2 separate regions of the Mus musculus genome follow, and region 2 is linked to region 1. The links are chromatin contacts, found by POLR2A ChIA-PET in ENCODE. All regions are on one chromosome and are shown on one strand. Each heading gives the region's core, a stretch centred on a gene start or an enhancer-like site at or near the end of the contact. The rest is flanking DNA. Distances are from core to core; before and after follow the strand shown. Region 1 holds the start of Marcksl1 (MARCKS-like 1). Region 2 holds the start of Txlna (taxilin alpha).

What was found. ChIA-PET counts read pairs that join two places held with the same protein, here RNA polymerase II (POLR2A).
Region 2: POLR2A ChIA-PET joins it to region 1 with 15 read pairs in Patski. The contact joins the promoter of Txlna here to the promoter of Marcksl1 in region 1. POLR2A ChIA-PET finds 5 or more read pairs at or near these places in 4 of 5 experiments (Patski and embryonic stem cell).

The regions. Positions count from the first base shown.
Region 1 is chr4:129,510,939-129,515,210 of GRCm38, reverse strand. It overlaps Marcksl1 (MARCKS-like 1), which reads right to left and starts at 1,630. Exons shown (of 2, transcript NM_010807.4): 1 at 1,295-1,630; 2 at 1-494. The coding sequence starts at 1,381.
Region 2 is chr4:129,638,315-129,642,880 of GRCm38, reverse strand. It overlaps Txlna (taxilin alpha), which reads left to right and starts at 1,816. Exons shown (of 11, transcript NM_001199695.1): 1 at 1,816-1,910; 2 at 2,454-2,625; 3 at 3,314-3,652. The coding sequence starts at 2,460.

The DNA of each region.
Region 1 (4,272 bases), core at 381-2,880:
GCAGGTGTGGGGCCACTCTCTGGGCCCGAGGGAGTGGATGGCTCTGCAGCCTGGGGCCCTGCCTCCTCTTCTGTGTCTCCTTCCTTGGAGGCAGCACTAGCCTCTGCCCCCTTGGCCTGGGGCTCTTGGCTCTCAGGGGTGGCAGCGGCCTTCCCTTCTTGGGCAGTGCCCTCGTCGCTGCAGGCGCTCATCTCGCCCTGCTCCTGCTCTTCCTCTGTTGGCGAGGAGGCTGAGGAATCACCCCCACCCTCCTTCCGATTTCTCTTGAAGGACAGGCCACTCAATTTGAAAGGCTTCTTGAAAGAGAATTTCTTCTTCTTCTTGGGGGTCTCCTTGGGGGCGACCTCCCCCTTGGCCTCAGCTTCCTGGCTAGGGGGCGCTGGCTCGATGGCATCACCAGTAGCCCCAGCTGCCTCATCTGTTCCGTTCACGGGTGGTGACTCCCCTTCACCCTTGGGGGTTAAGTCTCCATTGCTTCTCACGTGGCCATTCTCCTGCGGGGCAGAGGGGACAGCAGTGAGGGCCCGGGCCCTTCTTCCCCTCCCCCAGCCCGCTTCTGGCCCCTCGCAGGCCACCGCCGACATCCAAAGGCAACCAAGTCTGGCTTTGGCCTCACTCCCATCCAACATCACCCTCACCCCTCACAGGCGCGCAGGGACGAGCGCAGCCAGCAGGAGGCGCTGGGGTTCGGGCCCCCACCCCCCTCCCGCGGGGCGCGCTCTCTATTTTCCGCGCGGAACCTCACCGGGCCTGGATCCTTCGCCGGCGGGCCAGCCTTGCCCAGCACTACTGGGCGGGAAGCAGCCCTGGGGCGCTGCCTCCCCGCACCTGGACGGCCTATTTTCCCAGGCTTGCGCTTTGTGTGATCAGCCCCCACCCACCCCAGAGTCTCCCCGCATCTCTGCTCCCCACCGCTTCAAAAGCCACCGCGGGCTGCCGGGATCGGGGCTCCAGATGGGGCGCCCTGGGCGCCGAGTACCATCCCCACGGCCCTAGACGCCCCCTTGGTGCGGCCTAGCAGCGCCTTTGTTCCCGCGCGGCCTTCGGGGCGGCCTGGGGGCAGCGCCCGCGGGCCGGGCGCGAACAAAGAAGGCGACGAGCCCGGCCGGCGCCCCCTCCCGCCCCTCCCCTCGTTCGCCCGCGGGGGCTGCGGCGCCGAGAACAAAGGGACCGGGCGGGGGAGGGGGCGCCGCGTGTCCCGGGCCGGACAAAGCGCGCGGCCCCGGCCCTGGGCCCCAGAGGGGGCGAGGCCGGCGGGCTGGGGGCCGGGATCCGCCGCTCCGAGCGCACTCACCTGTCCGTTGGCCTTCGCGGGGGAAGCGCCCGCTGCCTCCTCGGCGGTCACGTCGCCCCGGGGAGCCTTAGAGCTCTGGCTGCCCATGATGGGGGTCTGCTGGGGGCGCCCGGAGCCGCCCCGCGCTGGCGCCGCAGGGGATAGTTCGGCTGGGACGGCCCGGCGGGCAGAGGGGTGGGGCTGCGTCCGAGGGGGAGGGGTACGGGGGGCAAAGCGCACTGCACCCCCGCTCCGCAGCCGACCCGCTAGCTGCGCCCACTGCTGCTGCGCTCCGCGCCAGAATGCCGCCCGCCGCCCGCCGAGCCGCCTATATGTACGCGCCCGAGGCTCGGGGCGGGGCCGGACATTTAAATGAGCACCCAATCCGGGGTGGAGGCGGGGTCGGGCCCGGGTTCCTCTCGTGCAGTGGGCAGTGCCAAGCTGTCTGGTTCCCCCATCACTTGGGACGACCAGGGGCAAGTAGGGTTCAGTGTGGAAATGAGAGAGGTTCCCGGTCGGTCCGGGAGATGGACTGGGAGGAGGCCGTCGATGAAGAAGCACTCAGTCATCCCCAGCCCACTTTCAGCCTAACTCATACTTCACAGTGGAGAGGCCCCCAGTCCCTGGTTCTACACTGGCTCCTTGAACTCTTGGAAGGGCTCACATGTCCAGACTCGTCAGACGGCTGGTGCTGAGTTACACTCTAGAAATTTGTCCAAAACTCACGCGCCCGGACACAAACACACACCCACACACACACACATACCCTGAGTTCGGCGCCCCCTCAGGCCAGAATTCAAGTCCCACCCACGTCCCTGTCAGTCTATGTGCTGTGCGGCCACCCTGGGGGGCTGACCTAACTCAGGTCAAAATGGAGATCCAACAAGTCGGTTTTCTCAGTCTGTTGGTGGCAGCTCTTACTCCTCACAACCTAAATCCATCACCAGGTCTCTGTCTCTGTCTCTCTCTGTCTCCCCACTGCCGTGTGTGTGTGTGTGCGTGTGTGTGTGTGTGTGTGTGTGTGTGTGTGTGTGTGTGTGTGTTTGTGTGTGTGTGTCTTTGACCAGAAGGCATTGCATCTTCATCCCCCTTTGTAAGCAAAGAGCCTGGGGCGCAGAGATGTTTAAGTATACCTGACTTAGGCCTGGCTTCCCTCCCCTCGAGTCTGTGACCATACACTGAGACTTCCACATATAGGTAGGTACCATAAAGCCAGGGAGGCTCAACAGACTCCAAATACCCCTTCCTGAATGTGACAGGAATCGTTTGGATTTCTTCCACAACTGTGGCACACTATTAGGGATAAACCCCCAAACCTACCCTGTTTGAAGACCTGGTCCTTCTCTGTTTCCTTCTTTGGACCAGGTAGGCCAGTTAGAATCCCAGAGTCCTTGGCTGAGCCTATATATGTTTTCCGATGTGTACAGCTACTTCCTCTTGTCCCCCAATAGGAAAGGCTTCAGGCTAGAGGAAGCCGAAGGTTGTGAAAGAAAGGCTGATGTCCTGAACAGCTCAACCAATATGTCCCTCTGTCCTAGGAGAGGCCTCCTGGGAGACCAGAAGCTGTAAGGTGCAAACAACCCCAGGGCCTGAGAAATCAGGGAACTGCACACAGATGTGACCATAGCGGGATGAGGTGGTGTCCACATTCTGTGTTTACTCCTGTGCCCATTCCCACCCTGACTCTGATGCTACAGGACTGTCTTCTCATTTCACCCCCAGCTCAGAAGAGGAAAGTGACGTGTCCCAAGAAAACAGCAGCTACCGGTAGCAGCATAGGGTGAAAAAAAAAAAAAAACCCTTAGGAATTTCCTATTGAGAAATGGGGCTGTCAGATGAGGGTGAGAAGCAAGAAGAGAATTATTTGGGGACAGGGAAGGTCACAGTGTTCCCACTGCAGGTCACTCACAGAACAGCAGCTCTCTCTACCTGTTACCACTAAGGGATGGTTGTTCTGACCTGCTCTCTGTCTCAGCCACAATAAGAGACCCACAGTGCTGCCAGGCGCTGCCTGTACTAGCTAGCAGGACTCAGATGGAGTGTGTGTGTGAGTCCTTGGGGAGGGGGGTTGAGGTCAGAGGTTAGGAGGAGATCTCAAGGCTCCTGTTCTCCAGGCACTGCCTGGTGGGGACAGAGACAAGTCTCTGGGAAGATTCCAGGAGGGAAGAACACCAGGGCTAAAGACCCCGAGGCTCTAGAGCCCCTAAGAGCCTGGGTCCCAGGGAAGGTTCTACATCTTCCCTGAACATCCCTGGAGGCTGAGGTGGGGGTGCCAGGGTCTCAGCAAATCTAGGTCCTAGCAGCATCTGACCTCTGGGAAAGGGAAGCTTGCTGGGGCTGTGGAGGCAGAGTACAGCAGCCCCCACACTGCGGCTCTTTTCTCCCAGCTGCTGCCAACCCGGACAATGTACCCATTGTTCCGGGACGCTGAGCCTGTCTGCAACTGTGTGTCTGTTTGCTGTGTGTGACTTCTTCTTATGGCTTTGTGATTGTGTGACTTTGTGATTTTGTGTGTGTGTGAAAGAGGGAGAGAGAGAGAAAGAGAGAGAGAGACCCTACGTAGGTACATTTGTTACTGTATGTTTTGTGAGTCTGCATCTTTGATCTTTGTTAGAGAGCTTTGGTGACAGCTGGTGACTCTTGGAGACTTCCAGGGTGAATTCTTGGCCTTCCTGGAAACGGCATGTTGGTAACTGTTGGTGAGTGTATGCTGGGAACTGGGCTGAGTGTATATGAGGCTGAGGAAGAGACTGAAGACTGGCTATTTTTTGTGAAACTCTTCCCAGGGGGGCTTGTGTGCATTAGGGAACCATGGAAACTGTGGTAGACTGTCCCAGTTAACTTGAGGATCTGGAGGGGTCACTGGAGTAGAGAAAACTTCAACTGAAGAGTTGCCTAATTCAGACTGACCTGTGGGCATGTCTCTGGGCTTCTGCTCTGAGGCTAGAGAGGGTTCCTTGATTGCTAAGTATGTGTGCGAGCCCAGCCCACTGTGAGTG
Region 2 (4,566 bases), core at 567-3,066, 130 kb before region 1:
CATGTATGATTCAAAACAGTAGCAAAATTATAAAGTAGCAAGAGAAATAATTCTATGGTTGGAGGTCACCCCAACACGAGGAACTGTATTAAAGGGCTGCAGCACTGGGAAGGTTTAGAACCACTGCTCCAGAATCGCTTTCCTCTTTGTATGGAATTTGGTAAAGACCTGATGTAGATGCTACCTCTTCAGAGATTTCCAAGTGTTTACTGAGAAGCAATCAGGGCAGTGGTTTCCAGGTACCTTTAACGCAAACCTTTCTGAGATTCGGTTCCCTCAGTAAACTGGTCAAGTGCCAACGCTTTCTCTTTTCAGCTTTGATCACTCCGGGTAAGTACTCTGTCACTGAGTTTATTGTCTCTCAAAGTTACATGTGAACAGACAGAACTCTACTCTGAGTCTGTTTGGCAGACCTATTACAGAAAAATAGACATCATTTAAGAACCCTAAAACAAAGTCCAATTAGCACAATTTGCAACATGCTCTACCCCACAGCCTGACTCTAGCCTCTTGAGGCTGCAGCATTTAGCCAACAGTAATTTCAACACGTGAGTTTCTAGGACAGCCTGATCTACATAGAGAGTTACACGCCAGCCAGCTCTATAAAGCAAGACCTTATCAAACAAAACAAACTCCACACAACAAAAGAATTGAAATCACAATTGTGGGGTTTTTTTTAATGTTCTGAGCCTACACTGGCACTGCAAATCATAATGAAGAACAAAGACGAGAAAAATCTAACATTTTAAAGCAGTAACACTTGATACTTTGCAGAAAGTGGGGCAGGGGTGGTAGGGTGGGAGTTTACCAACCTGCCTAAAGCCAAACTCCCTGGCTTCAATCCCTTTCTGAGGGAGTAATTGCCAAGCTGGTGGGGTTAGAAGGCGGGGCATAAATTGCCTCAGAGAACAGCTGTGGTGTCGGAGAATGGTTCCAACCGGTTTTGGTAGGCAGCTCTGAGTTAGAAGCCAGCATAGTCAAAGATTACGTTCTAGGACACACTAGGCTACACAAAGAAACCCTGACTCAGGGGGCAAAGAAATATTTTTAAAGGATGGGTGCTGGTGTCAGGCTTCCAGCTTTGAATCTGCTATAACCACACAATATTGATGGAGCCTTAAACTATTTACCCTTTACCTGGTGGCCTTTGCCATTAGTCCAAGCCATGGGGAGGCAAAGACAGACAAAACTCTTGAGTTCAAAGCCAATTTAATCTACATAGGGAGTTCCAGGCCTGCCAAAGCCACATATAACGAGATGTTGTCTCTAACAAACAAATAGTAGTTTGTTTTATTTTAACTAGGCTTTTCTGTACTATCGTATATTTCACAGATCACTGAGTATTTTGTACTTAATCCGAGTAATTATGAGAATCAAGCTACTGGATACGAGGAAAAAACGTTTGAATTATTATAAACCTTCTATTGTAATAGAGGGGAAAAAAATGCCAGGCACATAACAAATTAGTTTACCTTTCTATCCCTCTTCCGAGTTCTCAGAGATCATAGAAAGTCATACATGTTTATAAAGGACTAATGAGTGTATGAAAAAAAAAGAAAAAAAAAAGACCAGAATGCCAAAGTTTAAGGCCAATCATAGCTTCAGTACCAGAAAAGAGGCTGACAAAAATCTCTCGACCAATGACATAATTTCGGACCCTCAGGGTATTTGGCTCCTATGCTTTTCGGTTGCATCTCGGGAGTTGTGCGGCGCCGCGAGGCATGAAGGGGCTCGTAGTTTTTCCCACTCCCGCCTCCAAAGCCGCCTTGACTTCTTTTTTCCCAGCAAGCTCCGCGCCCGCGTTTGCTGTTGATTGGCTGCGGCAGGAGAGGGCGGTCCTGTTGGCAGCAGTTACCTAGGTTTCCGGTGCTCGGCCGGAGAGGAGGACGCCGCCGGACGTCCGTGGTGAAGTATGTCTATGGGCTGTACGTGGGACGAGCTCTTCAGAGGGTCTGTGGCCCAGGACGCGTTGGCCGTAGAGGAACAACTAATTCGGGGGGTCGGGGGGAGGGCGGCCTGCCCCAGTGTTGCGCGTGCGTACTCTAGGTCTAGAGGGCGCGTGGGGTGTGGGTGGCTTCTGTGCGCGCGCGCGCGCGGGGGTCCCACGTGGGACCTGGTGGGGCGGGGAGCCGATCGGGACTGGAGCATCCCGCCACGTCAGTCTGCGGCTCTGAGCCAATCCCGCGCTCCGGCTGCCGAGAGGGAGCCGTGTGGTGCCGAGAAGTGGCATTCGGGAGAAAGGAGGCCTCTTCCTTCCCTCACTCACTCAGGGGCAGCTTCTCGGAAACCTTCCATGGGACCGTGAAATCCCGGGCGAAGACCGACCGGTCTGTTTGAAGCTTCGAGCGTCAGATTTGGGGATTTCTTATCTAGTTGTGAAGAAGAATTTTGAAGTCTAGAAAAAAAAAAGCAACTGGGTCCTTAAAGGATCTGCCCCATTTCTGGCCTTGCAGATCACAATGAAGAACCAAGACAAAAAGAATGGGCCTGCCAAACACTCCAACTCGAAGGGCAGCCCGGGGCAACGGGAAGCAGGACCGGAGGGAGCCCATGGACGACCCAGACAGACAGCTCCTGGGGCGGAAGCCGAAGGTTCCACAAGCCAGGCTCCTGGGAAGACCGAGGGTGTGTGCCAGCTCTGCTTTTCCAGTGGGCAGAGGGAGGAGTTTCTGGTACTGGTCTGTCTTCTGAGGCCAGTGTTTACCCAAGAAGAAGGAACTATAGAATGAACGATGCTCATTCTGTGTGATCCTTTTGTTTCCTGGGGAGGTGGTGAACCTTCCCACTCTTAGCCGTGGGGCGCAACCTTGGGAGCATGCTCTGACTGGTTTAAACGAAGACAGTCAAATGAAGCACCCCGTAAGCAAAGTCATATTCCCAGAGAACACTTGCCAGTGGTGGGTAATTGTCCTTCATGAGGTGCAGCGTCTGCCACATGCCAACTGCTCCTCACACAGGGGTGCTTTACACAGTTGGCTTTTATAACAAGTATGTTTGGGTGTTAGAAATACTTGTTTTATAACTAAACAAACTTAGGGTTTAAAAAAACTTAAATTGAGGCCAGGCCTAGTGTCCCTCACCATTGTCCACAGAACTCAGGAGGCAGAGGCAGACAGATCTCGGAGTTTGTGATCAGCCTGCATACTAAGTTCCAAGACAGCCAGGGCCCTGTAGAGAGAGCCTAACTCAACCGAATAAATAAATAAAACAACATTTAACCCACACCAGTGTGTTTATCTGGGCTTAAAGAAGATCCAAGCGAGTGGTATGACCACTGAACTTTAATCCCGTGTCTTCATCTTTCCTGCTGTAGGGGCTCGAGCTAAAGCAGCTCAGCCTGGGGCCCTCTGTGACGTCTCTGAGGAGCTGAGCCGGCAGTTGGAAGACATCCTGAGTACATACTGTGTGGACAACAATCAGGGAGGCCCGGCTGAGGAGGGAGCACAGGGTGAGCCCACTGAGCCGGAAGACACGGAGAAGTCCCGAACCTATGCAGCCAGGAATGGGGAGCCTGAACCAGGCATTCCAGTCGTCAACGGCGAGAAGGAGACCTCTAAGGGAGAGCCTGGAACAGAGGAGATCCGAGCGAGTGATGAAGTTGGAGACCGAGACCATCGGAGGCCACAGGAGAAGAAGAAAGCCAAGGGTCTAGGTGAGGGGGGAGCTATTGGTGAGGGGAGGGAGTTAACACCTGTCATCTCATGGGCTAACCTGCTCTGTCAGAACTCAAAAGAATCTGCTTTTCAAGACAGTATGTGTGTTATCTCCCCTCCCCCCCGCCCGGGTTTACTCAAAGATGGGGTCCTAGCATTGAGCTGTTAGATCACTCACTTGTGCAAAGCCTCCTGGCCTTGGGAAGTGGAGGCAGAGTGTAGCTAGCATCTCACTGAGGATATGGAGAACAGGAGGCCCGAGTGCTTGCCAGCACCACTTTTAGCTGCTGCTTGACTTTGGACATGTTTATTCTCCACTCCTGGGTCTTAGTTTCCCTGTTTCTATAGCAATAGAATTAGGCTACACCAAGGTTGAGATATCAAATATCAACATGAACCAGGTAAGCCACAGACCTCTTCAGAATCATCAAGAAAGGGCCTTCTTGATCTGAAAAATTGACTCCTACCTGGTTAGTCCCCCACTCTCATCTGACCAGCTGAATAATTGGCAACCAAAATAATAGAAACCAAGCAAAGCCATCCACTGGTGGGGTTTGCCATCTCCATGCCAATCTCGTGGGCCTCCAGGACTGACAATTCAGGAACCTGGTCTGTGCTGACTGAATACAGTGGAACCCAAGGGAGACAATTGTAAAGCTTCCTGGCTGAGGTAGAGGCAATCAGGCGTGATGGCATCCACCTTTAATCACAGCACTTGAGAAGCAGGGGCAAGTAGATCTCTTGAGTGCCGGACCAGCCAGCTGCATAATGAAACCTTATCTCAAATGAATAAAAACAGAGAGCAATGGCAGTCCTTTGACAGGGGTGGTGGGATAATATGAAAATATGAATTTAGAATCTAATGGGAACCTATGTGGTAGTGTATGCCTCTAATGGGCGACTAGGAGGAACA